3 separate regions of the Homo sapiens genome follow, and all the other regions are linked to region 2. The links are chromatin loops, found by intact Hi-C in ENCODE. Cell type or tissue: heart right ventricle. All regions are shown on one strand. Each heading gives the region's core, and the rest is flanking DNA. Links, peaks and the distances in the headings are about the cores only. Region 1 overlaps SETBP1 (SET binding protein 1). Region 2 overlaps SETBP1 (SET binding protein 1). Region 3 overlaps SETBP1 (SET binding protein 1).

Region 1 (10,303 bases), core at 1,022-9,021, 91 kb before region 2:
CTATGGAGACACAATACTACTTCATTTAAGAAACCAGAAAGGGAATTACAACTGTCTAGAAAGGCTATTTTTAATCTAAATAATTGATAATGATTAAATTTCTCTCTTTTGTGTCAGTAGAAACATTTGTTGAAGTTGTTTTCCATTAATCACAGTGTTATAAGTGATTTGCCACTGAACTCTTTTTATTTTCTTTTTGTGTGCCTCAAACCTAAGCTTTGCATTTGCTTGAAGAAATAGAGAGGTCTTTGCATAATTGAAATAATGCATAGTGAAAAATGATAAAGGTAAAATGGTTAAGAGATAGGCTGAATGCCCCTCCTCCAAGTGGGTGGAGAGCTTGGCCCAGGCAGCCTGGGGGTTGTGCTCAGCTTTGCAAACTGTTCTTCACATGTGACAGAGAAGCGGTGCAAAAAGCCAACCAAATACAGTTCCAGCAGACCTGAGCCTCAACACTTCAGACTTCCCTTTCGTCATGATTGGTTTTAACAGTGACTCAGCCAGCTGAAGCTTCAGTATAAAGAAACCTCTAGCTTGCTACCGGGCTGGAGAACTCGCACCTCTTATCTTTATTCTTGGGCCTACAGCTATAAAATTAATAGCAATCCATTATGAAGGCGTGTGTGAATGTGTTTTTCCCTCTGCTCTAGTAAAATCCAATTTGGGGATGTGCTTATTCTGGTTAGCTGTTTTTCCATCATTTCTTTTTTCCGGATGCCATAGATACGTGGAAGGGGGCCTCTGGAACTTAGATTGAGTAACCTTGGGGGTCATTTTCCTTTCTGCCATGCCTAACTGTCTCTTTGCTTCTCAGTTGCAGATCTGATCTCTTCTGAACACCTCATCGTGTCTCCATCCCTGGGAATCTGACCCTAGCAACTGGACCACTTTGTTCTTGGAATTTTGGGTGTCCTCTTTTCTCACCTTTCCCTTTTCCCTTTTCCCCTTCCCCCTCCTGAGAACTCCGGAAGACTGTAGAGATTGTCATGGAGTCCAGGGAAACCTTAAGCAGCTCCCGGCAAAGAGGGGGCGAGTCAGACTTCCTGCCGGTCTCCTCAGCCAAGCCCCCAGCTGCTCCTGGCTGTGCAGGAGAACCTTTGCTCTCCACTCCAGGACCTGGGAAGGGGATCCCGGTGGGCGGAGAGCGCATGGAGCCAGAGGAGGAGGATGAACTAGGCTCAGGGCGGGATGTGGATTCCAACTCCAACGCGGACAGTGAGAAATGGGTGGCAGGAGATGGTTTGGAAGAGCAGGAATTTTCTATCAAGGAGGCAAACTTCACAGAGGGAAGTCTGAAGCTAAAGATTCAGACCACAAAGCGGGCTAAGAAACCCCCAAAGAATTTGGAGAACTATATATGTCCACCTGAGATCAAGATCACCATCAAGCAGTCTGGGGACCAGAAGGTGTCCCGTGCTGGAAAAAATAGCAAAGCCACGAAGGAGGAAGAAAGAAGCCACTCCAAAAAGAAGGTAGGAAGCCCTGTCTTATGGTTGTTTTTGTTTGTTTCTCTGTTTTTGCCATTTTATCCTCAACTTCTTAGGGTCTATTTATATATTATATTTGACTCTAGAACAACGTGGGGTTGGGGATTCAGACCCCTGCACAGTTAAATCTGTGTGTAACTTTTGACTTCCCCCAAAACTTAACTACTAATAGCTTACTGTTGACCGGAAGCCTTACTGGTAGTATTATCAGTTGATTAACACTTATTTTATATATTATATGTATTATATACTGTATTCTTTCCAGAATTAAGCTAGAGAAAACGATCTTAAGAAAATCAAAAAGAAGAAAAAATATATTTGCTATTTATTAAGTGGAAGTGCACCATCATAAAGGTCTTCATCCTCATCGTCTTCATGGTGGGTAGGCTGAGGATGAGGAAGAAGAGGAAGGGTTGGTCTTGTTATCTCAGGGGTGGCAGAGGCAGAAGAAAATCTTCATATAAGTGGACTCTTGAAGTTCAAGCCCGTGTTGTTCAAGTGTCATCTGTACTTATCTACTCGTTAATTACCAATCTCCTTGATGGAATATTTAGAGACTCAAGAAGAAACACCTCTGCTATAATCTTGGTATAATGTCTAGTTCTTTATCATATCTTCTGCATATCTGACAAAAAATAGCTATAGAATTGTAATTTTGGAAAGTTCCTGTTTATTGTATAACAGCCAAGTGTCTGGGTCAGCTAAGCCATAACAAACTTTTTAGTATTTTTTTCTTTGTTTGCATTAGTTTTCATAGTTAGGAGTGAGATATTAAAAAATTTGAGTTAATCAGAACAGTCAAGAATTGTTAAAATCTCCTTTTGATTTCAGTCATTACTACTGTAAATCTTCCTAAGATGAATTACTCACCTGACTAAGGAAACCCAGTCTTTGTAGTAACTGAGACTCTCACAGAGCTGAAAAATCATCATTGTGAAAGCCAGTGATGAGCATTAGAACTGGAACTGTAGAAAAACAAGAAAGGGGGCAAGTGATTGGCCTGAATCTCTGTCCAACACATCACGGACTTTTAAGATTGGACATTGACTCAACTTGGTTAGTTGTCATTTTCCTCCTAAAAGTCAAACATGGATGTGCAAAGTAGCTAGACAGGTGGTTGGTGGTGTCAATTGGTTGGGAATGAATGAGTTCATATTTCATTGAATTTATTTTATATCCTAGGGGGTTACAGTGACTTACAGTGACCTCCCTTCCTGTGTGTGGCACTCAGCTGTGATAGCAGAGGACTGCCTTGGTATAGTAAGTTTTTGTCTTCGAAAATCTTTGGGACTTGGAGATGGCTCTAGAAGAAGCCCTTTTGTTGACAGAGTTTTGGGGTTCTAGGTTGTAGGTGTTAATCATAATCTTTGTCACTCTCTCCCTGACATTTGATCAATTATTTGGGCTCTAGATATGTGGATCAGCTAAAAATGGCACAAATGAATGAACTTCTTTTCTTTATAGCCCGAAGATATTCCATAGCATTTCTGTTACCATTAGGTTTTTTTTTTTTTTTTTTTTTTTTTTTTTTTTTTTTTTTTTTTTTTAGCTTTGGGGCAGTTATTTTCAATAAAACCACTAGGAATCATATTATTTCTTTAGCACAGGGCTTGTGTCCATCCTTATACCGGGTGTTGTGGCTGATTTTGTTGCATTTAAAATCCAAAGAACTGGCTAGAAGAGACTTTCTAGGGTGACTGACTCCTCACAGTTTGCCCAAAAAATCTGTCCTGGTTTCAAGACTGAAAATTCTGCATCCAGGAATTGCCCCAGTTCCTAGCAAACTGGGACGATTGGTCACCTTAGTTTAACATTTTGGAAGACAAAGGAACTTTTAGAAATTGGTTTGTTTTGCCAGAACATAGAGGTTGTGCTCTCTCCTCCCCCATTACAACTTTGCAGTGATTTCTGGATACTCTGTCGTGAAACCAAAGGTTTAATCTCCACACATACAGAAACTTCTGAGATTCATGCAAGAAAATGCAACAGTTCAAATCAGGCTCTGAAAGTGAGGCTTTGCATTGGAGTTGGGTCTCTTAAGATATGAAAATGAGTATCTTTGTTTCTGGCCATTGAGTTGGCCAGTTCTTTGTGTGTTGTTGTATTTTTGTGTGGGTGGGTTGTCTTGAGTAATGGTTACCCTTTGTCTCCATCACCTTCACTGCCAGGATTTAAGCAGCAACCCACAGTTTTGGGAGTTCAAACCCAAATTCGCTGCCCTAAAAAGAGAATACATTGTCCTGATTAGGTACCACTTTTCCTAAAGCCACTGATTGTTCCCAAATATAGCTTTCTCCCCATTGGAACACACCAGAATAATGTTTTGGAATCTGTACCATCGGGATGATTTCAAAGCTGAAATGTGCAGTGGACTTTGGTGCTCATATCTGAAGTTCTCAGGCTGGTCATTTTCACCCAAGAAGCTGGATGCTCTTTGTGGACTTTATGGGAAAGAAATAAAATTGCTTATTTGAATATGTGATTTGCCAAGTAAGCATTTTTATGCCTCAGCAACTGGAGGGGACAGAGAGGAAGAAGAAGGGCTGAAATTCAATGCACAGTGCTCTTTATGATGACACTGTGATGGGAATACCCTTGAAAACTTTTTAATTGTTAGAAGCTTGCTTCATATGGTACTTCTCCACCCTTCTTACATTTATTTATGCCTAGCACTGTTACTTTCCAGAAATGAATTAATACAGCTATCATCACTGAGTCTCAATTACTTGATAGATGACAGGAACATCCTCTGATCTCTATGGGATGAGAATGTTAACTTTATTACCCTTAATTCCTGCTGTTTTGCAACCAGAGAGTAAGCAAAGGCTAAAGCTGAGGGTGAGATGTAGAAACCTTGCCTACTATGTGTGTGGAAAAGTTTAGTGGCATAAACTTGCAGAATTTACTTATTTGTATGAATGAGAAATATGTGATCAGTAATTTGGCTCAGAATGGATGAGGATGAGATTTCGTAAGCAACACACCAGCATCTAATCCTGAAATCACCTTCTGGATCTATTTTTATAAGTTGTACCACTCTTTGAAGCAGTGGACATGGAGTGGCCTCTGGGAAGCAGGTCCTACACTAGGAGCTAGAAAGGAAGCCCTGTTAAGCTGATCTTTGAGCTGCTAGTGATTCCTACTAGGGAGTCACCTGAATATATGTGCTGACTTTGAGCTGCTAGTGATTCCTACTAGGGAGTCATCTGAATATATGTGCTGACTTTGAGCTGGGGTTGGCAAACTGTAGCCTGTGGGCCAAATCCAGCCTCCTGCCTGTTTTTGTATTGCCCCTGAGCAAATAATGTTTTTTACATTTTTAAAAGGTTGGGAAAACATCAAAAGAATAATAATATTTTGTAATATGTGAGGCATATGAAATTTAAATTTCAGTGTTTATAAATAAAGTTTTATTGGAACACAGCCAAGTTCATTTGTTTATGTTTTGACTCTGACTGCTTTTTCTTATAGTGGCAGAGTTGAGTTGTTGTGACAGAGGTACTATGACCTTCAAAGATTCAACTATTTACTCTCTGATCCTTACAAAAAATGTGCATTGATCCTTAACTTAGGGTAAGGACATAGAGTTTCAGGATAATAAAGGTTTTGTTTTATTTTGTTTTGCTTTAATAATTCAGCCTCCAAGTTTGGAGGCTGGGGGGAATTAGGTGTTATATTATGTGCTGCTTTTTGTTGTTGTTATTTAAGTGAACCAGTTAATTTTGCTGAAGTCATTGCTTGACAGCTCCAGGCAAAGACAGCTTATATGGGATCCCAAATGATTTTCGTTTTCATTGGTGTTTGAAAAGAAAGCTCTGTGTGATACGGGTAGCATGACTTACATATCATAGGCTAGTTCTCTGTGATGTTAACTCTAGTTATACATGGTCCACTGCTTTGGGATGAAGGCATATATGTGTAGCATCGTCAACAGCCTTGTTCCAAATTTTAAACCTAGGGCTAACTCTCCAAACTGGAGAAGGATTATAGATCGTCAGGGAACATCACCACTTAAGTGGTAAGTTGTGAGGAGGAGCCCATGGAAGTACTACCTCCCTGGCTCAAGGATGCACGGACTCTTCTAACCAGGATAGAAGTCTCTTTTCTCTTTCATATAAAACTAGGATAGGAATTGAGATGCTATTTGGGAGAGGGCCTATGATGGATTTACATGCTTTACATGAGGTGTGAAAGCAGCATTTGGTAGGAAGTAGAGGCTGAGGGGAGAGCTCAGAAGCTACTTCGGGGCCTCTGAACTCTCCTTTGGACAGGTCTAATTTTGCAGATGGACCCCACACATGTAACTTGTTCTTTATCATGGGACCAACGTGGTTGCAACTTAAACTTACTCAGGTAAGTGACTTAATAACTTACACTTCCTCAGGTTTGCTTCTAGGTGATTAGATTAAAACAACAGAGACCATGAAGATGAGTCTCTGGAAGAATGTTCCAGTAGTGCTGGGCACAGTGGCTCCTGCCTGTAATCTCAGCACTTTGGGAGGCTGAGGTGGGTGGATCACTTGAGATCAGGAGTTCGAGATCAGCCTGCCCAACGTAGCAAAACCCCATCTCTACTAAAAATACAAAAATTAGCCAGGCATGGGGTGGTGAATGCCTATAATCCCAGCATCTTGGGAGGCTGAGGCAGGAGAATCGCTTGAACCCAAGAGGTGGAGGTTGCAGTGAGCCGAGATGGTGCCACTGCCCTCCAGCCTTTTTGGGTGACAGAATGAGACTCAATCTCAAAAAAAAAAAAAAAAAAAAAAAAAAAAAAAAAAATTCCAGTAGTGACAGGGTTTTGAAGAGTTTCCAAGCTGGGCAAGGCTTAGCAGCTCTTCTCTTTCGTGAGGATGTTGGGAGTCAGGGACACCTGTCTAGATTCAACAGCAAGATAAGGGCATGGGAGTTCCAAATGGATGCCATACAGTGACTCAGGGTAGGAGATGTGGTGTGATAGTCTGACACCAAGCAGCTTTGTGAATCTGGATCTGCAGTATGAATTTGCTGAAGCCCTAGTTTCCTCACCTGCCAAATACAGGTGATGATTTCTACATGATATAACTCAGAGGAAGATTTTAGAAGAAAATGGATAATTTACAGAGCAAACATCATCATAATAACTTTGATTTCTTGAGCTACATGGCAGACCCTCTGCTAACTGTTTTACATTACTCACCTTATCTGTTAGTCCTCATAACAATGCTGCCAGGCAGATCTTATTTATTTACAGGAACTTGAGGCTCAGATTGCTTCAAAGGAGGAGGAGCTGGAAGGGGCGAGGTTTTCCTATGAAGCCAATTCTATTAGACTCCAAGCAAATGTGTATTCCAGTCCCTTAGTTGCCACACCCTATAAAAGTAAAGGATTTCTGAAAGGTGAGGATCACTAGAGTGTTTTTTCCATACTTTCTCATATAGCTGGGGTGGCACAAGCATAATCTGCCACATTTTCCCTAATTCTAAGTTTTCCATGGTTTTGAGAGAGTGTTCAAAGCTCACTAGTTAAAGCCCTATTTTTTTATTCATTGTACTTACAAATTTTATTTGCTTTTGACAAAAATACAACTTCTATTTCATTTCTTTGGATTTAATTTTTCCTCCTCTCCAGTTCTATTGGGAGATCTTATTTCCTCCTGTTGCAAGGACTTCAACCTTATACCCATCAGGTGCCTGCCATGGTCCTAGAAGCACATTCAGGATTTGTCTTGGTCTAGACCGTCATCATATGCCTAGGGAAAGACTCTTGTATTCCGTCCTGAGCATTCACAATCTGCTTTTGAGAAGCCAAATAAATCATGCACTTATTTCCTCCTTACACAAAGAGCAAACACACAAAGTATGGATAGGAAAAAAGTTTCTTAGGTGTTGTTGATGGGAAGAGAGGTTGGCATTAGATTGCAGAGAGCAATGAATGTCAAATAAACGAGTTTGGATTTAATTCTGTAAGTAGCAGGGGTGCTCACAGGGCTTTGAATCAGGGAGAAGGAACGGTTGCAGGGGTGCTGGGGAACTTGCTGAGAGTGACTCTGTGTAGAGGAGCTTAAAATGGGAGACATGAAAGGGGAGCCTTTTGGTAACACAGTTTTCAGCAAGGAGAGATTGGTCTAGGGTTCTTCCCTTTTCCTGGCATGTCCTGAGAAGCACATTTCTCTCTTGACCTTTAATGGTTGTAGCAATTTCGTTTACACGTGGGTGAGGAGGGGTCTATGAGAGGAGGTGTTTGGCAGAGGGTGAGGGGTGGCTTGCTTTGCCAAGGGTGCAGGTTGCCTAACCTCTGGCTGCTGCACCCATGGTTTTCTTCTCCTCCACACAAGTGGGTGGCTCAGAGAGCCTTCTACCCTCCTGGTGGTTCAAGTGTCCTTCCCTTGCCATCCTATTTTGTCAGCACTTTCTCTGGTCACTCCCAAGTGTACTGCTTTACAGAAGACTTGGCCTCTCTTCTTCTGGGGGTGGGAATGTGGTGTTTCAAACTCCTGGGAGTATGAGCTTCTTCCTCCACAACACCCTCATCCTGACTTGGAGATGAGGTCTCCATAGCATTTCTACACAAGAGGTTGAATTTCCCCTCTTGTTTCATTTTAGTTTTTGTCTCCTGAGATTTAAAAACATTTTTAAGTACCACATTTCTATGTATTCATTAGAATGCCTGGAAATTTTGTTTCCTGATAGATTTCTCTCTGATTATGTTGTAGCTAAAGCAGCAGGGAAGGTGGGGAACGACCTTTTCTGCAGGGCAGCAGGGAGCATTGGACATGTCAGCTGAAAGTGTGAGGGAAAGAACCTTGGCCTTGGAGATGGGGAGCCCTGGGCACCGGCTCTGCCTCTGTGACTCACAATCACATTCGGCCAGCATACTTTACCTCCCTGCTTCTCAGCTTCTACATGTTCAAAAAAAAGAAAAGAAAAGAAAAGAAAAGAAAAAGATGAAGAAGAAAAACAAAGCAGCATTTTCCCTCTGAGGTCTTGTTTCTGTTCTATAATCTAGAAACTTTAAGGGCCATTCTGTTTCATCAGCAGGGCAAGTGTTTCTCTTTAAGAACGCTCATTACTATAAACAGATTTTTGACCTCTGTTTGGACCCACTGTTCCGTCATCAAATTGTTTCCTTTTAGCCCGAAATGTCAAAAGATCTAAAATCATGGGAGCAAGGGTCAGAGTTGAGCTTAAAATGTGGTGATTTACCAAACTCGTGTTCCGTAAATATATTTTGGGAATATTTGGTTATCCCTCAACCCCGTCTTCTATTTTTCTCTTTTTTTCTTCCTGTGTTTGGGATTCTCTGGGGGTTTAAAACATGTAGCTTGGCTGTTTCCTCCTGGTTTGGTGTTCTCTTGTTTGTTTTTTTCTCTTTGGACCCCCCCAAGGAAGGTTTTTTGGTGAATTCTATGCCATTGAAAATGCATCTGGCAGAGTAACCAGCAAAAACTGTGTTCTGTTCAGACAGAAAGTCATTTATTCTCTGAAGCATGGCTGGTGTGCTCTGTATGTGAAATTCTAGATGAGGAGTACAGGGTCTATTAGAAAGAGCCTCCACTCTGGAAGTGGATTAGAACTCAGATACCCTGATTCCAGGAACATGGTCTCTCTGCCTCTGGACAGAGACAGCCTGCATAATCTTAGGCAAGACTTAACCTCTTGAAACGTTTCCTGACAGTTGGAAAATCAGGGATAACAGCAGCCCCTCCTTGTTGATGTCACTGTGGTGAGGTTGAAGTTGTCCGTTGGACACTTAGGACAGCCCTTTGCTTAGTATGTCCTGCTCTCATTGCTGTTTGGCATCTCTCCCTGCGGACCATCCATAGGAGCTTCCTTAGTTGAGGCACAGAGTGGGCACACAGTGATCTGCAGTGGTGCTGGGCACTTGGGAGGCCTGGGCTGTGTTGAATTATGTTAGCTGGGGGGCAGCACCAGTGCCTGATGTCTGATGCCTGGAGAAACTTCTATTAGTTGAGCATATCACTAATGATTTTTTTTTTTTTTTTTTTTGGTGTTGGTGGTAGGAATTGCTATACGGATTTATTTAGAGATAGTTCAAAGGTCTTTTATCTCTGTGGTCATTTATCTGCCAAACCGGGATTACTGCTGAGCACAAAGGATGACTCAAAATGAAAGTTTCAAAGCAGTGTCAAAGGAACCATCAAGTGGGGTTCAGCTGGCGGCTGCTACTCTTCCAGCATTTGCAAAGTCGGCCCCTCTTCCTCATCGTTGCAATTTTACATCCTCAAAAAGTCCTCTCATTGCTACATTGCTAGTTGACCCGCAGTTATATTTCCTTTTTTTCTTTTTAATAAAAGGCAAGAGAAACAATCCGTTTTTGCCTTTTCCTACCACATCTTTGACTTTTCTGATTCCTGCAAGTTTAAGTTAAAAACATCCTACCTTCAAGCTACAAAATGCAGCACATCCCAGGACATCCCTCACCTGCTTTGCTTGTTTATTAGACACAAGTGGCTTTGTTCAGAAAGTTACTGGGAACCGCTAAGGATAGTCAAGGTGGAGAACACAGGGTGGGGTCTCAGAGTCTGAGGCCTTGGTTCAGGTTCCTGATAACATTAAATATAGAAAATACACAGCACAAGGCCTTGAAGCCATGCATTTTAGGAGTTTTTTTTTTTTTTTTTTTGAGATGGAGTCTCATTCTGTCACCCAGGCTGGAGTTCAATGGCAGGTTTTTGGCTCACTACAATTTCTGCCTTCCAGGTTGAAGCAATTCTCCTGCCTCAGCCTCCCAAGTAGCTGGGACTACAGGCCCATGCCACCACATGCGGCTAACTTTTGTATTTTTAGTAGAGACGAGGTTTCACTATGTTGGCCAGG
Region 2 (10,303 bases), core at 974-8,973:
CACAGGCTGAGCTGGTGAGGAGTCTGCCTGCCTGGAGTTTAGAGAAGTTCAAGGACAGTTAAGTTGACAATGGACTAGAGCTACTTTGCATAAGAGGTGCGCTGAAGGCAGGATTTTGTCCTGCCCTCAATTCCAGGAGATATTTGGTAAAGTCTGGAGACATTTTTAATGTCACAGTTGGATCGGAGGCGCTCTTGTATCTAGTGGGTAGAGGCCAGGGATGCCACTAAACACCCTCAAATGCACAGGTCAGCTCCCACGAAAAACAATGATTCAGTCCCAAATGTCAAAAGCACTGCATTTCGGAAAACCGTCCTAGTGGTAGAGAAAGAAGATGGGAGAAGGACTTTTTGCAGGAAAATTCTCTTACTGTAATGTTTCTTACTCCAACACAAAACACATACACACACATATATACATGCACACCCACACAGATAAAACAGACAAATCAGTGCATTGCTTTGTGGGCCTCACATCAGCCTCTGAGGAGACTTGCATCTCTCAGTGGTGGGGGACACATTCAGGGTTTCTAGACGTGTCCCAAACCACTCACTTTCCCTGAATTTTCAGCATTTAGGAGAAATTTCCATGGAGAAGAAGAATCGCTGTCTGGTCATCCATGCAATTTCCTGCTCAGTTTTAATAGCAGCTGGGCTTCTCCCTGTCTAAGGTTGAAACCAAAAGGCTGTATTTTCCTGTGGGGGCGAGAGAGAGAGAGAGAGAGAGCGAGAGAGAGCAAGAGTGAGAGAGCGCTTACAAACGCCTCCCTGGACATTTAGAATTTCTAAATAGAATTTTGGCTCAAGTCTTGAAAAGCACAGAGTGATGTCAGCTGAGGCGGCCGCTTAATTGCCCTAACTTCTTGGGGAGGGGTAAGGCAGGTATCATCTCTTCTTCTTCATGACCTCCTACTCAACTGTGGGGAAGGCATCCATCTGGAGCCAGAACCATGCACTTCAGTCCTGGTTCTGACACAGTTGGCTGTGCAGTTTCGGGCTCATCATTTCATTTCTGTCTGCCTCTGCTCCATTTTCTGTGATCTAACAATTCTGCTTTTGGGCTTTGGGTGAGGATTAGATTTAATTTGTATAAAGTACCTGATATATAATATAATAGATGTTTAATAAATAGCAGCATTTAAAATTGTTACCATCAGCAAAGGGGGAGTACAGGACTAGGAGATCCCCAATGTCCCATCCACTACAATACGCAAATACAGTGTCATGCTGGAAAATACAGAGGCTTGGCCTGCACGGAAATATGGGGAAAGGTCTTTGTGTTTATGTGAGAGAGAAGATATCCATGTCTGTGTATGTTCCAGATGATTTTTAGGTCCCATCGAATTCCCCCTTGCTGCAAGGAACAGCAGGAGCCAGAGCGTAAGGTAAACGTGTCTGTTGCCTGCCTGAGAAATGAAGTCAGAGCCGTGCCTGAGCCCACCATTCAGGGAGCAAACTGTGCACCCAACTTTGGTTCCGGGTCTTTGGTGGTAGAGCCAGCATAGGGTAGTTGCCAGAGCTGGCATGTGTACTTTTCCTGTTGCCCACCACCGCCTGGAGTACCTGGACCGGATGCCCACGTTCCTCCCCCTGCTGAGCAGGATGTGTTAATTGTCTTTTGCCCGGCCACTTCCACCTCTCCTCTGCCTCCCCTCCATGCACACCACACAGACAAAGTAGGAATATGCTTTTTGATGTTGGCTGGTTTTAGAAGTTTGCCTCCCACCTTTTTTTCTCTTTCCAAAGGAGAACAACCTGAATACCACACACAGTGTTATCTAGCTCTGACTTTGAAGAGGAATTTCTCCCCTTAGGGCTCTATTCCTGGTATAGCATAATCTAGGAGAAAAAAAAAAAAGTTTATCCCAGGGAAGCCAAGTCAGCCGAGAGTTATTCAGAGTGTCTGACTGCTTGTTATATTTAGAAACTACCCGGAGGAGAGCTTTGAGAATGCAAGAGCCTTCCAACTACGAGTGGTCCTGTTGGATTCTCCTTCTGGTTACATGGAGTGGCCAGATGAAGAAAGTCTCCCTGACTATTATTATTTGGGAATCATGGGATAAGAGAAAAAGCAGAAATGCAGCTATAGAGTGTGACAGCCGTAGAATTAAAATCTAGGGTCTCCAAATTATTGTGTCCAAACCTCCCCTTTTGCAGATGCATGTGCTGAATGAGCCGTCATTGGTCTGCTGAACCTCAGTTTTTTTATCTATAAAATGAGGCAGCTGGGTGGAATCAGTGTTCTAAACCTTTGCTGCACATTAAGATTATCTGGGGAGTTTGTTAATAATAGAGATGCTGGGGCCACACAACCAGAGATTCTGATTGAAAAGGCCTGGTGCACACTGAGCACCGGCATATTGCCAGTGCCCCTCCTCAGGGGAATTCTAATTTCCAGCCCTGGTTGACATCACTGGGCCAGATCAGTGCTTCTCAAAGTGTGGTCTCAGGACCAGAAGCAGCAGCATTACCTGGGAACTTGTTAGAAACGCCTATACTTGGACCCCACCCCAGACATACTGAATTAGAGACTTGGGTGGTGGGGACCCCCTGTGTGTTCTATTAAGCTCTCCAGGTGGTTCTTATGCATGAGACAGTTTGAAAAGAACAATAGATTGGATAACTTTTTAAGGGGTGCCTACTAGGTTTCAAACATAATCCTATAAACAGCCTAGATAGGGTACAAGATCAAGCCAAGGCCACACAGATGGATAAATATGTAGGGGAGCCCTTACCAGAATCCAGGCTTTTTGAACTGCTATCCAGAACTCTTTTAATTATCCAATTAGGAAGATGTTTAGGATTCATGGCATGTCATTCCAGTCTCTCTTTCTCTCTCTTCCCCTCCCTCTGTTGAGCTTCTTGTGGGCCAAAGGATTGTGGAGGACATGTTATTTTTAGTTCATGATATACTTACAGTACAGAATATGTTAATTGCAAAAAGAAATTGTTCTTTAATTCTTAGCCATTAACAAGGGGTTAGTCAGAGTTGGACTATTGGCCGCTTCTTTGGTTTCTGTAACTACTGTGACTGAACAGATTTTTTGGAGGTTGGTTGGCAGGTAAATGTAAAGATAATAACAGCCTGCAGAGTATGAACAGGGGAGGGCTAAATAAGAGGGGGAATGGGGACACCAGCAGCACCTTTCCCTTGGGACACAACTGTAACCCTTTTAGCTCTTCTAAAATAGCTAAGATTGCAGCCATTGTACGGCATTTTGTAAAATTCACTGTCTGTGATGGATACAGCTGTATTCTTAAACAGAAATGACTTTTAGGACTGAATTTTTGATGCACTAAGAGATCATTTTATTTAGTTGTCCTAGAGATAAATGCTGCACCCCACCACCAAGAGGTGGAACTGGGACTAGAAGCTTGCTCTTCTCATGCTCAGGCTGAGGTACTGGAGTCGGAAAGAGCAGAGGGGACTTCCAGGAAGATATGGTCGTGTACAAAACTTGGGAGATTACTGGAGGCAATGAGATCGTAATTCAGAGGCTCCCAGGGCTGACAGAAGGAGTTTTAGACATTGCCCAGCACATCTCTCATTTTATAGAAGAGGATTTTGAAGTTTGGATGAGGAAAGTAACCTGCTGGGAAGTCACAAAGGGTTGCAATGACCCCAGCCCTCTTGGTGTCGTTCTTACCCAGTGCTGTCCCTAACATATCACCTCATTGTCTAAAGTCACTCAAATAAACAACAGGAAGATTTGCTGGACCTCCTACCTTCACATACCACTGCAGGCTCTTCAATAAATGGTATTGGGTAGGGATGTGACTTGGGATCGTGATTCATTTTGTTTAGGGATGACTATTGGTGGCAAAATGTGTCTTAGGATCTGAGATTTGTATGTGATAATTCTTCCTTGGGTTATCAAGCAGGAAACATTCATGGATGCAAGACATTCTACCTAATATTATAGACGAGGCTCAGATGCGGTGGAGGATCAAGGCTTACCCAGATTTGAAAATGTGGCAGAGGCCCTCCCCTCTAGTTTCAAGAAAAATATGATTCCTGTGCTCCAGAAAAGTAAGTTGATAAAGTGCTGCTTCTACCTAAGTGCAATAAATCTAGTATAAAATAGCAGTGTCTTATGAGGGGATGTTATTGTGAATAAGGTCACTGCTTGCCATAGTCAATGGTCTACCAGTTCCATGGATATTTTCCCACTCCTCTCTTTCTCTTTTTCTTGAAATACCATGACTTATTAAAATGCCACAGTGATGGTGATGAGCCCTGAAATAGCATGGGTGGTCTCTTAGTTGTTCGGTCTCAGGTTCCTTTTAGATCCTCATAGTGTCAGGAACCCTGACCAGTTTATAATTCACTCATTGCTACTTGGCACATCGAACACCAAGTCTTCTTCCTCATAGCCTGAGTCTCCTTCGGTAGCTATAGCTGTTATTAGAAGTAGAGTGGGAGTGATTGAGCGGTTTTAGATCAGGTTTACTGACTAAGAGTAGCAGGGGAAACTGTGTCTCATTCTGCCCACCTATTGATTCTGGGGTTTCTAAACTCATCTACTGGTTACATCCAGGGTGATTATTATCTGATGAAAACCTGAAGAATGTTTTTAAGGTGGAAAAGGCTACAGATAACAGGTGTATTTTTAAAAGCCTGACAAGAATACGTGTATTTTATGTATTTTATACATACAATGTTTTATGCTAACCCTCAAATTTTGAACATTTAAAATCATTGCTTAGAAAATCACCATACAGATACAAAAGCATACATACATACACATGTGGCCTTGCCTTGTTAAATAGAACTCAGTCAACATAAGCTCTTCTCTCTCTAATTGTTAGAGAGTAACACAGAGATATTGTCAGTCTTTAAAAATGGGTAGAGCAGTTTGGCCCTACACTAAACATCCCTAGACTATGATTTTACATTGGTTCCTGTGCTGTCTTTTTATATCATTTGAGTTTTCTTTCTCACTGTGAAGATGCTAGTTCTTCTCCTTTTCCACTGTTAATAAACATAACCAGCTCTTTCACCAAACTAACCTTCCAATTTGTGCTTCTAATCTGCTGTGGATGGGATACGACATAATCAAGCTGGTGAAAAATGTGCTGAATGTTGGAGCAAACTGATCCCGAATTAAGACTCAAGTAGATCTTCTATAATGGAGTTCTCTTTCCACAGATTTTTCATTTTCAGTCAGCTCAGTGAATTTATTTATCGGGTATTTGCAAAATGAACATCAATATTTTATGTATTGAATTTCCCTTAGGATTATGATTCCTTCCAGAGTCACAGAGGAAATGGGAAAAGAATTATATATATGACTGAATTAAGTAAAGTTTTAGAGCTAGAACGGTTCCTGCCTATTGCGCTAGGAGAGACCTCCAGGATAATCTAGAATTATCTAGTGGTAATCTAGACCAGTGCTTGTCCATCCTCACTGAATGCACGTAAGAATGACCTGGGGAACTATTAAAATACCAATGCCTGTTTCCCTCCTAAAGAGATGCTTATCTGGGGTGGAGCCCCACAATCTGTATTTGTTAAAAGCTCTTTATGTGATTCCAACTGCAGCATGAGTTGAGAATCAGGCATCTCATACAAGTCTCTCACATTACAGATGAATAGTCTGAGGCCCAGGGAGTGGAAGTGACAGGCAATACAGCATTGTCTATGCCCACAGTCAGCAGCAATCCCTGCACATGGCAGAATACTGTTATGATAGCCTTCTTTCAATGTAGGGTTTCCCTGTCTAAACAGCTCCTATTCCTTCAGCTTTTTCTCAAGTGACATGATTTCAGAACTTGGCCAGCACATGCAAGCCTGCTACACACACACGCGCACACACATGCATACACACACATACACACACCACTTTTATCAACTGTGGGATGCTCTACTGTAGCAAAATAATAATCTCTACTTTATTTTGTCTCTCTCTCTTCTCCCTTATCCCCTTTTCCCTTCTGGACTTCCGCCTACCTGAAGGGGGGTAAATGAGGCCTCAGGAATGCACTTGCTCAATATTGTTCTCTGAACTTGATCTGCCAGTGATGTATTAATTAGCTGGGGCACTGCACCTTAACGAACAGGTTACAGGCAGATCCTGGTGTGTGTTAATGCTTAACCAGAGATGTTCAGCAGTGGTCTCATTTGTGGCCTCAATGTAAAGAGAGAACTGTTCTTATTGTATTTTTATAGATGTTTTCTTACTTGTAAGTGTTGACGTATTGGTTTCAATGCCATATGTCAGCATATTTGCTATATGTTGTCTCACATATGTTTAAATTTTTGAATAATAGCACTTTCTGTGTAAGTTATAACTCCTAAGCTTCAATTTATACATGTTTTTCTCCCATGCATGTGTAACTGTGTATGGCATAGCTTTCACTCTGTCATTACATGTTTTAAATTTACCTTAAAATCAATGAATGTCATGTATTTTGCATTAATCGCAGAGCAATATGATACTGCTAGCTGTCATGACTTATTCTCTGTTAACCATGATGAAAAGCACCAAGCCACTACCCTGTCCCTACCCCTGGTGTAGCCTGGTGAGAGGTGGCCCCATCCAGGCTGAGTCACAGATGCAGGTTCAGGATCTCTTAGAATTCTCTTGGCGAAAATGGTAGCTCTCTCTTGCGCCACCTCCCAGCTGCAAAACAGAGTCCTGCTCTTTCCTTGAACCCAGTACTCTGGGGGCTGATGTTAATGGAGGACAGGTAGAAAACAGAAAGTGCATGAACCTCCAGGTGCGCCATGGAGAGAGCTCATTCCCACAGCAATTAGAGATTTTTTTTTTCTTTTCTTGAGAACACAGCATATTTTGCCCACAATTATACTTTTGCATTGACTTCCCAAACTCTCTTTCTCTTTAGCAGTCCACCTCTCTGATCTCATCTCAAATCCAGAGCCATCCTGTTCCGGAAGATAACCCAGGTTGTCATAGAGCTTGGCAGGTGGATTCATGTTGGGCTTGCTCTTGATGCTGGTGTCTTATGAACACATTCCCTGACATCTAAGCAGTCACCTGTTCTACTAAAAGCATATAGGATCCATTTGTGGACCCAAACGCTATGGATGCTTTTAGGCCAGGAAATATACACAGAGACACAAAGTGTTATATGCAACATCTGGAGATTCATAGACCCTCTTAGGAGGACCATAATCACAAAATAAGAATCCTTGGGTGCAGGGATGGACTGTTCCCTCCCAAGAAATAACATAATGTTGAGAACATGTAGACTTTCAAGACATAGTTGCTGAAACCATAACAAAAAAAATGGTGTTCAAAAATCATAAAATCTGAAGATCTCATAGATAGATCATTTAGTGGAAGCCATTCATTTTACTCATGAGAAAATTGGGCCCCAGAGAAGGAAGGTGGCTCCCTAAGGCCACACTGAGGTTAATTACAGAAATGGAAATGTCCCTCTGACCATCTTTTCTTTCTGGAACAATGAAATCCTTCCACCTAAGTGAAGGTGGACTTAACTTGGCTTTTTCTTGGGTTCTTTATAACTCCTTGAGGTATAGGAAGATACCCAGGAATCAAACTTATACCCCAGGGTGGAAAGAAAAACCAAAGTGGCTGAATCTAAAATAGCACTTCCCCTTTATGAGGAAAGTCATCATTTTTCCGGCAACAGGGGCTTTCCACAATGGTATCTCTGGGTTATAAGGAAACCTCTACTCTTCTCTGATGCTGTGTTTTTAATTTGTGGGGAGCTGGAAACCTCACACTGAGACTGAACTTAACATATTGCCCTAGGAATGGAGGTCACTTACGTGTAGCTCAGCTGTTTTCCTAAGCATTCAAAAGACCAAAATAACTCTCGCTTATCTCCTATCTTGGAGCCTGAGACCTGAACAAACATTATGTAGAGGTAAGTGTAACTTGCCCAAGGTCAGCCCCATACTTAGCCTGAAGTCAACTCATCCACATTTCATGCACTTGCCTCCACTGATAGGCAGTGCTAGGCCTCTGCTGGATTTTTTCCATCCTTTGGTTCCTCAGTGAATCAATCAATTATTTGCTTGTGTTTATTGGACTTCAGCTGTATATTAATTAGCCATTGTGGTGGGCACTGTGGACGAGATCTGGCCTACAAGAAACTTTTATGTGTTGGAGAAGTAAAATCAAAGCTTGAGGATTTTTATGAACAGAATTATGACTGTCATTAACATCTTATATTTGTGTAGACATTTAAAATGGCTGTGTGTTCCCCATAATAGCTTTAATAGACAGGTGAGAACCTTTGTGTAAGAGTGGACAGGGCCTTTCCATAGGTTGTTCTCTCTGCTTGGGATTTTTCCTGTTCCCTCCACTAGCCTCCTATGCATGCCCCACCTAAACTTGGCCTTGTTCTGAAGTCAGATCAAGTATAGGTTTTTTTCCGAGAAGCCTTGCCTATTAGATCCTGCAGCCACCCCAGATCACAGAAATGCAGGCATGCGTAGAAACACATTCCTTACCTCCTAAAACTCATCTCCTAAAACTGCACTCTTGCGCATGTGTGTGCTTATTGAAATGATGTCTCTCTACCTCCAGGTTGTGAGCTGGGTGTAGGGAAACCACAAAGATTGCTGCAGCATCACAGGGATAGTAATATCGCAGATGAACCATGATCACACTAGGCTTGAAGAAGGAGGATCAGTTTCAGAATGTGTAGGTTTGCTGGGGATGCGGAGCTAAAAAGAGGGCACAAGCAAGCTCTGTTGGAGGTATACTTGATAGGAGCTGTGGCCTTTGGTTAAGGACACAGCTAGCCTGGGGTGACCCAGCATGGAGGAAGCTGGGAAAACAATACTTCTGACCTCACTCACCTCCCTTTTGTGATCTCCTGCTGGTGCCCCTTCTTGGCTAAAACCAAAGGGTAAAGGAACCTGAATGTGTAGGTATAGAAATCAGCATCACTGGCTAGATAGCAGACCAAGAGGCAAGGGCAAGATGTCCTGCCCAGTGTGGAAGCTACCCCAGTCTTTGTTCCTTTCATCTCCTTTTCAGGTCAGTACCTTGGAAACTGTGGACAGCTGTTCATGACTGACAAATCATTCCCTACCAGAGTTAATATTTACTCCCCTTTGGCTACTGGGACCTTAGGAACCAGGTGTGTGATGGGCAGGGAAATTGTCAAAACTCAGGCTGGTGGTTGTCAGTGGTTTCTCTGGCCTGAGGGAAGTGGATTTTTATTTTATGCTAGGAGACCTCAAGGCTAATTATTCACCAAGTTGTGGTGGCTACCGTCTTAGCCCAACATAAATTTTAAAAATGCCTGCTTTGGATGTCATTTCCTTTTGATGTTTGGGGTAAGTGATGCTTCTGCTTTCACTTTCTTTTGGGGGCTGGGAGTCCTTTAGAAGCAGCAATGAAAAAAGCAGGGATTTATATTGGGATTCTGTTTATAATTCTTGAAGGATATCTATCCCCATTCTCAGATTTGATCTTCACACCAACCCTGGTGGCCTTCCGAGCACGGATCCGACAATCAAAATGTAAATAAACAGTTTCAAAATGGCAAGAACTTTGAAGAAAACCTGTGGTGCTGGGAAGGGCAGGAAGCTTTCCTGATGCATCTGTGCAGAGGGGTGAGCAGGAGTGAGCCAGTGAATGGAGAAGGGAAGAGCAGCCCAGCAATGAGGACGTTTTTCCAAAAGACCCCAAGAGGGAGTAGTTATGGCTGAGGAAATTTTGAGGAACTGGAAGATCCATGTAGGTCCAATGAACTGATGAGAAACAGTGGGAAATGAGACTGGAGTGAGTACCTGCCCCATCCTTGTTGACCGGGAGAGAAAATTACTGTCCCTAGCTTAAAAGCAGTGGGTGCCATTAAAAGACACATGCACACGTATGTTTATTGCGGCACTATTCGCCAATAGCAAAGGCTTGGAACCAACCCAAATGTCCATCAATGATAGACTGGATAAAGAAAATGTGGCACATATACACCATGGAATACTATGCAGCCATAAAAAAGGATGAGTTCACGTCCTTTGTAGGGACATGGATGAAGCTGCAAACCATCATTCTCAGCAAACTACCATAAGGACAAAAAACCAAACACTGCATGTTCTCACTCATAGGTGGGAATTGAACAATGAGAACACTTGGACATAGGAAGGGGAATATCACACACCGGGGCCTGTCGTGGGGTAGGAGGAGCGGGGAGGGATAGCATTAGGAGATATACCTAATGTAAATGACGAGTTAATGGGTGCAGCACACCAACATGGCACATGTATACATATGTAACAAACCTGCACATTGTGCACATGTACCCTAGAAATTAAAGTATTTAAAAAAAAAAGGTTAAGTAGGGGCAGGACAAGATCAGAT
Region 3 (10,303 bases), core at 979-8,978, 59 kb after region 2:
TTCCCCCTTGGCTCTCACCTCCAAAACTTGATCATTCTTGGTGCAGAGGACCCCACAATGTTGTCCAAAAGTTGGATCTGGAATGTTTCTTTAGCACTAAATCAGTGATAAAAACTGCAACATTAACTCATGACATACCATGGAATTTGCATTCCAGTCACCCATTGGGATCTTTAAAAATGCATACAACTCACAAAGGACTCTTGTCCATGTGGAGAGATTAGACTTCCCCTTCACTCAAGGGGGTCGTCAGTCCCACCCAGCATTGACATGCACCCAGGTCATGTGTACAAAGCTTTAATTCGGCCCAGATGGCTTCTTTTCTTTCCTTTTTTTTTCTTTTTTTTTGAGACAGAGTCTTGCTCTGTTGCCCAGGCTGGAATGCAGTGGTGGGATCTCGGCTCACTACAACCTCCGCCTCCCTGGTTCAAGCAATTCTCCTGTCTCAGCTTCCCAAGTAGCTGAGACTACAGGCGAACGTCACCATGCTCAGCTAATTTTTGTATTTTTAGTAGAGGCAGGGTTTCACCATATTGGTCAGGCTGGTCTCGAACTCCTAACCTCAGGTGATCTGCCTGCCTCAGCCTCCCAAAGTGCTGGAATTATAGGTGTGAGCCACAGCACCCGGCACCAGATGGCTTCTTATATCAGGAATAGGTGGAAAATCCCCCAACTCCTTTGCTCTGAAAAACCTTTGTATAAAGAAGCAGCTTTCCTGGCTTCTTGGTTCCCCAACTTCTCCTGCTTCCCAGACCTCTAGGCAGCCTCACTGACCATGTCAAAATTAAATCACAGTAGATGTTCATTCCAAACCCTTTGTGTTTTTTATTCACCAATTGGTAGACACCTGTCTATTCTAGCCAAGGAGAGTGCTTAGTTCTGGAGACAGGTGCATACTCATAAATGCCTATCTCCTGCCTTCAAGGAGCTCCCAGTCTCCTATCAAAGACACAGGATCTATTCAACCTTGGGATCTATTCTGTTAGGTGTGGAGGGGGTCCTGAAGTGCACTATGTAACAGCTGTCCTCTGGACCTTTGGTCTGGCTGATGAAGCGGGGCACATATTGTCATCATCATCATCATTATCATTATCATCATCAAAAGTTAAAGGAATTATTTACCCTTCAACCCAAGAGCCATCTGAAGGACAGTATATGCTAAGTGGTAAATAAGTGGCATAGATAGAACATGGTAGACCATTTCAGAGAAGGAGGGCCCAGGAAAGCTTCCTGTAGGAGGTGAGTCTTCATTTGGATGGTAGTGATGTTTATGATCTGGATTGGCACAGAGAAGTGGGATATCAAACTTTACTCAGGCAGAGTTTATAAATAGAGGATGAGGTCTGGGCTGAGATCTTGCTGTTTTAGGGAAATGCAACTCAGAAAGTTACCAGAAGTGGTGGTCAAAAGAAACATATAAACTGGTAAAACACCTGGACTCAGCTCTTCTGGCCACCTTTGCATCTTTATTGTTCTTTCTTCTCCCAGCATGAGCCTACACGGTCTCTGTACCAGCTGTGCATCACTTCAGGTGACTTCCTTTGTCCCTTTCTCTCTCCTGGTCTCTTCCTTTTCCCCTCTCTCTTTCCTTCCTTTTACACACACAAGTGCCAGCCAGGCACATAATATGCTTTTTTTTTCTGGATCTCATTGTCCTCTTCAATAAGATGAGAGAGTGTTAGAATCCTTCATGAGTCTAACATTGAATGAGTCCTGCTTGCTTTCAGTCTGCCATCTGCCCCATTCTCTAGGTTGGGAATGCTAGCCTCCAGAGGTGAAACCTGGGCCATGGGCCTCTCTGGGGACCTCCTCAAGGTTGCTAAGCCTCACACCGGCGAGGCTACACTTGCCATCCCTGGGCTCTGCTCCTGGAGCCCACCCTCTTTCTGAGTGCCAACAGCTGCCTGCCCCATGCCCCAGGCTCACGGCCTTCCACGCCCTCCCAGGTGCAGGCGGTTCTAGGAAGCGAATAAGAGCCTCAGCTTTGATCACACACACAATAACCTCAGCACCGAGGCATCCATCCTAATCACTTTTGATTACAAATGGATTAAATGGGACAGCAGCTGCACAGAGCTGCTTTGATTCAGCCCCGCTCAATAATGAGATGCACAGGCACAGGCTGGTAGGCTGCAGCTATCAGCCCCGCCCAGCCCTCAGCCCACCACCTTCAGGGGCTCCTCTGAGTGGTAGGCAGTGATCAGAGACACAGAGGAAACTAAGGCAACTTGCATGAGCCCTGAAATCAGTAACCTCAGTGCCCTCAGCCTCTTTTGAGATCTCCTCATGGCCCACCTACATGCTATACTCTGGCAGTTGTGCCCCCACGTTCTGCACCATTGCTGCAAACATGCAGCTTGGTCCGTCCGTATTCCCATGAAGCTGGGTGTGCAGCCATGGGTCAAACAACAGCTGCTCTGCTTAAATGAATCCCCAGAGGGTCCGGGGGCTCTTCCCCTCCTCTATGCCCCATATATGGCCATGTGATCTATCAGGGCTGGTAGGGATAATAATATTCTCACTAATATCATTTATTGGTATAATAGGTATAAAGCACATTCATGGCCTCCATCCCATTTTATTTTCCCCCAAATCCTGTGAGCTAGCCAGGATTTGGAGGACCTTATTTTCAGAAATAAGGAAACTGAATTTCAAGCAAGTAAAATGGCTTTTCCTGGGTGCCTTTGATACCCATTCTGGTTCTTTGGGGACCAGCCCAAGCTCTGTCATTCTGCCATGTAAGCATCTACCAGCTTCTCCTTCCCCTCACTGGAGAGTGTCCTGAGTGTATCTAATTTCTAATGGTGGCCCCATGAAAGCAGTGATTGCCATGTGTGTCTATTTTTGTGTACAGACTGAACCACTCAAGGGCTGATGAGGTATGAGCAGCTGCCTTGGCTAAATTGCAAGGCTTAAGGGAGGGAAGGGAGATAAGTGGAATTCAACCCCAAAGCCAAGAGTCCTCTGGGCTGGTGGATGCACTAACAAATTTGACCTTGGGGCATTTAATGTTTGGCCAAAAGAGTTTGAAAGAGCACTGGGGAATTCCCTGTTTCTAATAAAAGCTTCATAGAAGAGCCAACATTTCCAGTCACCTCCTGCCCACCTTTGCCCTAAGCCCAGGAAGGCAAGTTGCCAACCTTATGCTGAGGTGGCCACTTACAACTTGCCCATGGTAATAGCCAAAGCCCCTCCGCATTGCCCACAGCTCTCCCATGTGAAGAGATTTAGAGGGCCAGGTGTAAGGGAGAGGAAGGGTACAAAGTTTAACACCAACAATTTCATCTGTTAATGTGGTACAGTATCTTCTCCTGATGATCTCATTTTAGTGGTCTAAGTTGAGCCTCGCCATACCCCTTAAAGATATCACAGGATGGAGGGAAGACTAACTCATATTTATGAGGCACTGACTCCTTTGTCTCATTACAGACATCGAAACATCCCCATCCAAACATCCCTATGAGGTAGCTAATGTTATCCACCTTTTATGGATGATAAACAGAAACTTGAGATTCAGCTTCTAAGAAGAGCTCATATCTGAACTTGAGTATGATTGGCTACTAAGCATGTGTTACTTTGCAGAACACACTGCCCCATCTGCATTCTAACTGCACAAGTGAATAAATTGAGCTGAATATGTGAAATGATAAGTAACTGGAATAAGGTCACAGTGCTAGGTCATGACAGGATTTGGATTAGAATCCAGGAGTCTTAACCTCAGTCTAGTCCTCTTTCTACATTATAAACTGCAGGGGCTCTTCCAACGTGCAAATTACTTTTTCCTGCCAGAAGCCTTCACCATGATGTTCCATCTACCTGAAGTGCCTCTCCCACAGCTCTTCAGTTAGCAACTTCTACTCATCCTTTGGGGGATGGCTTTATTGTCACTTCCTCAGGAAAGCCTTCCTTGACCACTCTCAAATTCTACATCAGACCGGTCTTCATTAATTCTTTTGTCCTACCCATACCTTTTTTCTCATTACTTTTTCTTGAACTTATCACAGCTCTAAATTATATTTGGTTTTCATATTCAAAATAAATGCTGTCTCCCCTAATAGACTCTTGGGTTCCCTGAGAGCAGGGCTTATATATTATTTGTTCATTGGCGTATCCCCAGAATGCATCACAAGGCCTGGCACTTGCAGGGGCTCCCTAAGAGAAAGTTGAAATTCAGAATGAATGTAGCAAGCAGATGAGAGGGGGAAATGAATCTTCAGTTCCAAAGAAACTCGCAGACATGTAGACCCACTGGAATAGGTCCAGGTGTAGCAGACTCACTGCGTTTATCTGGGATTTACTCAGGTACATCTTGAATTCCTAATAATGCAGATTTCTCAACGTGTTCTACAAGGTGGGTCAATCCCAAACACCTTTTGATTCTCCTTCCCTAAGACATCCTCAATGTATGTAGTGCTGCAGCCAAGACAAGCTATGCATCAGCCCACAAACCCACTGTGTGTTAGTGTTCTGCATTGAGGCTCCCAGCACTGAGCCAAACCAAGATGTTCATGGGCTATTGACCATGCCTACCCTACCACCTACCCACTCCAATCTTCCCAACGTCAACAAAAATCATTCTTCAACTTCTTAGGCAAAAACCCTTGGCATCGTCCTTCACTCCTGTCTTAACCTCTCATGCCATAGCTAATCAGTCAGCAAATACTGGGGGCTGTTAAGAAAACAGCCAGTGGGCACTTTTTTTCAGTGTATCTCAAATTGTGCCCCACATTGGTTTTTCTCCTCCATATTACCCCCCATATCTCTCAGAGTCATTCATGCACCATGACCTATACCTCTTAGCTCTGACCTAATGGCTCTTACGTGATGTGGCCTCACTCTGCTGTCACCTCCTACCACTGCCCTTGCTCTTTTTCTCTGCTCTAGGGTGCCAATCTCTTTGCTGTTCCACCAACACTTTGAGTACTATTCATGTCAGTAACTTTGCACATTCTATTTCCTCTTTTGGATTGCTCTTCTCCCAAATACCAGATGGCTCACTCCCTTCTTTCATTCATTTGGGTTTCACTCTAACATTCCCTCCTTAGAGAGGCCTTCCCTGATCAGCTTATTTAAAGCAGCATATCCCCCACTCTGCTTTTTCTTTCTGCTTTATTTCTCTCTTCTTTTATTATAATTAACAGGTTATAGTGTTATGATCGTTATTGTTTATTGTTATTATTTTACTTCATTGTTTGTCTCATTGAGAATAAGGACTTTGGGTTTTTTTTTGGTTCGTTTTGGGGTTTTTATTTGTTTGTTTTTTGTTTTTGTTTTTGTTTTCATTTTGCTATTTCCCTACATCCTAAAAAAATAAATATTTATGTAATGAATTCATTGGCATCTTTCACATGAACTCCGTGCAAAAGTCTGACTACCCTCACACCTGGATTGGCACTGAGGACATGGTGATTCCTGAAGTTGTTGGGATGCCCTGTTCCATACAAGTTACCTGGACTGAATTCCAGACTAGTTGATGTCTTAAGTGGACGGGCTGATGAACACACCAGTGGTGCATTGGGGCCAACTCATGCTAGGTGGCAAGAGCCAGATGGGCACATCTCTTTCCAACTCTGCAATCAGTGACTTCAGGCTAGTAGCTTGACATCTTGGGAGTATTTACACTATGGAAATTGGCAAATGCCTCACAATGGTGATTCCCCCACCCAGAGAGCCAGTTGTTGAAGAATTTCCAGCACATGACTGGTTAGTTACAGTTACTCTCACTGGCATGGTGTGCTCAGATCTGCCTGCCACATTGAGGGGAAGGCTTTTATAAGCTAGATGATGAGTGATGGCATTGCGATCCGTGTTCAAGAAGAAAAAGTTGAAAGCACTTGGGATATTTTGCCTGGGCGTGTCATCAAAGGATCAGAGGCTGGCTACTGGAATAAACAGGCTGTAGCGTGTGCCTACGGGCAGGACTGGGGAGCAACGGGAGAGGATGAGTCCTCTAGTTTTGGTGTTTGGATCTAACTTCAGTCATGGGGCCTAGAAGCTGTTGCTTAATCCATCTTGTTTTTTTTTTTTTTCAGTCTGTAGAATGAGGTTCACATTCCCTATTTCACAGGAAGATCATGAAGGTTAAAAAAAAAAGCAATTAGTTCCTGCTCCCCAGAACTAGAGAGACAAGTTTCAGTGAGGCATATTTCAAATGCATAAAGGTAGAACTTGTTAAGGGCTATTGCTGTGTCACTAAAATAGCAAGTGCCACTTCCCCAAAGTGCTCAAGCTGAGCTCCCATCTGTCAGAAAAGGTGGAAAAGGGAATTCCTGCATTGGAGGAAGGCTGGTCTGGATTATCCCTTCCATGCTAAGACTTCTAAAGCCAAGAGCATGTCCCTGGGCAAGTCACTGCCCGATTTTTTGCCTCATTTCCTCCATCTGTCAAACCAGCAGGGAAGTTTCCAGCCCTTCCTGTTTTTCATTGTTGTTGGGATGATTATGTGAGATCATCTTTTGAAATGTTTCTAGGTTGAGGGAGTAAAGCTATTTTATCAATCTCATATCTTACTACTTTTGTTATATTAAAAATGCTTTATATCTTGAAATAGGACAAGACTCCCTGTGACTTGATTATCAAGAATGCCTGCCATTTGCACTCAATAGATTGAAAGGGTAAATATTTAAAGCAGCCCTATTGCAAAACTCTTGTAAATTTTATGTGGAAATAAGCTGTGTTTGTTATAGTTGGAGTGCTTATTAATATCCTATGAGGTTGAGGAAAGCCTTAGAGTGAGTAGAGAGAATGGCCACTGCTGTTAACATGCACATGTCTTTCATTGCGATATGGCAAAGGTAAGAGAGGGGAAAGAAGTTGGTATTCTTTTCCACTTTCTTGATGTTCTTCTTTCCTGGAGCCACCCTTGCTTTGTATAGCTCCCCGTGTAGCAACGGTTCTTATGCTCTCCAAATTATGAGCCTCCCTCACCTCTACTTTCTAGATCTGGAATTTCTCTTTATCAAAAGAGCTGAGTTCTCCAATTTTTCTTATCTAGTTATAAGTGAAGCACAAACAGAAATCCTGAGAATAGTTGCACAGCATTTGTGGTATAATTGACGAATACTGGGTTCTTTATTAAAACTAGAGTTAAGTAGAAAGGGTTGTGGAGAAAACATGAAACCTCTTCTTCTATGAAAGAACAGTGAGAGATGAGGGCATGGCTCTTCCTAGAGATACAGATAGGCTTTGCCAACTCCTGTTACGTCAAGAGCCCTACCACTCCACCACTTTTGTTGTGTTATCTGTTCCTCAAGTGGACTCTAGGTAATCTCTCCCTTTAGTAATAGACAAGGTGTATGAAGCCTGATAATGCCTTGGGTGAGTGTCAGAGCCATCCATAGCCTATCCAGTTTCAAAGGCTGTCAGATCAGAAAGGATTGTACAGAGTTCTTCATGTTAGAGGTGGGGAATATTAAGGGTCTGCAGGGATATGACTTGCTCAAGGTTGCACTTTTAGTGAATTGCTGAGTGTGTCTGCAAAAGTGAACATTGCCAGTCCCTTCGGTGGGCCCTTCTTTGTGCTATAAATAAAGGGTTTGGGCATGTGATTACTAAAGGGCTTTCAGACTAACTTCGCAGCTACTTCCAGTCCTGCTGATGTAGGATCTGTGTGTTACATTCATTTTGCTCAGTCTCAGTGGGCAATGTATAGAGAGCTATCCCCCAACTGAATCAGCCAGAAATTCTGGACAGGTTTGGCCAAAAATGGGTAGACTGTGAGTCAAGCATACGTGTGAGTTCAGGGAGAACAATGAAAGGATATCTTATTTGGAGAAGAGGTCTGGGGAGATCTAATCCACATTTGACTGAGATGTTTTGGCATAAAGAAAACCTTCATTTCCAGATACCTCTGTGAGATGAGCACAGAGTTCTTGAGAGTGAAATCATGGAGATTATTTTTAGCAAATGGATTGGTTGAGGCAGGATTGTATGAGACGCAAATACACACATACATAGCCCAGAAAAGGAGAGTTTCTGGCGACACAGCTGCTTCCAGAAGCTGTTTCCAGAAGGTATGAAACACAAGAGGGAGATTTTTAACAAAGGACGAGGAAGTATACATGCCAAGGAGCCAGACTTCCTTGGAAGTTGTCATGAGAAGAATCTAGTCCTGTTTTCCAAGGATGTTTTGTTTGCCTAATGCACTGAGAGCATCTTTAGAAGCTGTGGCAGATTCTGCAGAGTATCTTCAATGGTGAAGAATCATTTTGAAAACAGCCAGCTGTCTCAGTCCTCAAAGAGCTCCCAATGCTAAGGAGTGGCAGGACCGAATCCTGGCATTTGCAATGCCAGTAACACTAATGCAAGAGCAGGGCCATCTGTGGAAGGGATTGCAAATTGATTGCACAGTTTTCAAATAGCAGTTCAAAGATATTTTCATTTCAACCAATGGCAAAGCATACAAGCAAGCAAGTTCCAGTTGGCTAATTAAAATAAACAAGCAAATAACCTGATTTAATGTCTTTGAAAATACTCAGTAATATTTCTGATAAAAACTGTTAGCAGAAGTATTTGATAGACAAAGACTATATTTTAAAATATTTATTTTGTGAAGGTTGTTTTTTGCAAAGGAGAGGAAGAGCTTGCTTTTCACCTCTCTTCTCTTTGGTGAAGATAGTTGTCTTCCTTGAAGGCCCTGCATCCTGCTGTCCAGCTCCTTCATTCTGTCAGGCACAAGACTGTTCTTGCCACCTGTGCTCTTTCTAGATCTCATGCTGTGTTGGATTTGAAGATGAAACAATAGCATGTTTCATACCTGTGGTAATAGAGATGGCTTACTTGGGATTTTCTACTTCTCTGTATTATTAAAAGTTATAATACACTTTAATATTATTAAAAGTAATAATTGCCCACCTATATGATCATGATATCACTCTTTCTTGGGATGCAACTATCTCCTTCCCATTATTGGTTACCATCTGTGATGGTGTCTGGAACTTGGCATGCCATTGCTGGAAGGAAGGAAGGAAGGAAAAAAGTGTGGGAGGGAGGAAGGAAGAGAGGAAAGAAGGAAAGAAGGAAGGAAGGAAGGATTGGGGGAAGGAGGGGGAAGGGACAGAGGGTAAACTTGTTTGGGGAGAGAAGATACACATGATAATTAACAATGTTCATAGCAGTGTATAGTACAAAATCCTTTGGTCACCCAGATTTAGGAATGAAACTCCTTTGAACAAAGTCAGCTTGAGTTTAGAAAAATTTGAAGGGGAGATCAAGATGGCAGAGACAATACCTTAGATGCCTATCTTGTGGGGCTGCATGGGGCTAATGGAAAGTCTGACTTTTACCTGCATGGTGAGTCACCTGAGGCATGGCTGGCAGTGGTACCAATGTCCCTGGGGACCAGGCTGCCTCCCTGGCAGAGTAGGGAGGGAGATAGCAACCTTCCATGAAGGGATTCCCAAGGGGATCATGGATGGCTGAGACAGAGAACTGGACTTTCCATGATTCAGAGCTATGTCCACATTCCAGTTCTGCCACTTTTTGCTGTCATAACCTTAGGTGAGTTATTTAAGCAGTTTGAGCCTCAGTGTGTTCAACTATAAACTGGAGAAAATAATACTATCTTGCACTGATAGTGTGAAATTTAAGATAGATAATGAAGTTAAAGTACCTACCTGGTACAAGAACAGGCTAAAGTAGGTCCTGAGACAGAAGAACAGGCAAAAGTAGGTCCTGAAAAATCATAGTGACTTTTCATATTATAATAGCCAAGAGTTCAAGGTGGGCTTTCTGGAGGAGATTCTCCTATTTTTCCTGCAACTTTTACAATTATAAAAGTTATGAATACCTGCAACTACAAGGTTCAGTTCATTGAGTTCTGCCTGGCTTTATCCCTTTCGGATGCCCACCTGTAATCATGATTAATTGCTCCAGATTTGGCCGAGGGACCCAGATTCTCTGCCAAATTGGCTCCACTAAGCTGAGGAGCAGAGCTTTTGACTTCGGTGCTCAGATACTCTCTGAAACAAGCACCTTCTGACTTTTCCATTCTCTGCCACTGAGTGAGCCCAGGGATTTAAATCAGTTTCCTGGGATTCACCAAGGGGATGAATTAGAAAGCTTTGATACTCATCTTGGGCCAAGTGAGCAGATCATCTGGTCAGTTCTAAGCAGAAATTCCGTAAATGATGAGAAGAAGAGGAAAGCGAGGGTGGATATTCCCTCAGCACCCAGCTTTGCTTGGCATATGTTCAAGGAGGGAATCCTCCTTTATTGGCTTTTTACGGACTTTGGAAACAGCCCACAGATGCTTGCAATGTGATTTCTTAATTTTGTTGGAAGGAAAGGACCTACAACCCAGATT

What was found. Peaks named below come from ENCODE experiments on the same cell type or tissue, not always from the same donor. Only the 100,000 strongest peaks of a DNase experiment are listed, where the experiment ranks them.
Region 1: a loop joins it to region 2, with 1.9 times the contacts of the local background. A loop is called at or near these places in 7 of 110 quality-filtered maps.
Region 3: it touches region 2 in a loop (1.9-fold over the local background); 4 of 110 quality-filtered maps call a loop at or near these places.

Annotation. Positions count from the first base shown.
Region 1 is chr18:44,700,361-44,710,663 of GRCh38, forward strand. It overlaps SETBP1 (SET binding protein 1), which reads left to right. Exons shown (of 6, transcript NM_015559.3): 2 at 815-1,472. The coding sequence starts at 987. Among named protein-coding and RNA genes, the nearest start is that of SETBP1, 25 kb to the left of the region's middle. In heart right ventricle, for the core only: no CTCF peak of the experiment used is centred there; no DNase peak of the experiment used is centred there; H3K27ac peaks cover 2,566 bases.
Region 2 is chr18:44,791,016-44,801,318 of GRCh38, forward strand. The region is part of intron 2 of SETBP1 (SET binding protein 1); the gene reads left to right. Among named protein-coding and RNA genes, the nearest start is that of SETBP1, 120 kb to the left of the region's middle. In heart right ventricle, for the core only: no CTCF peak of the experiment used is centred there; no DNase peak of the experiment used is centred there; H3K27ac peaks cover 2,967 bases.
Region 3 is chr18:44,850,041-44,860,343 of GRCh38, forward strand. All of the region lies in intron 2 of SETBP1 (SET binding protein 1), which reads left to right. Among named protein-coding and RNA genes, the nearest start is that of MIR4319, 110 kb to the right of the region's middle. In heart right ventricle, for the core only: no CTCF peak of the experiment used is centred there; no DNase peak of the experiment used is centred there; H3K27ac peaks cover 1,157 bases.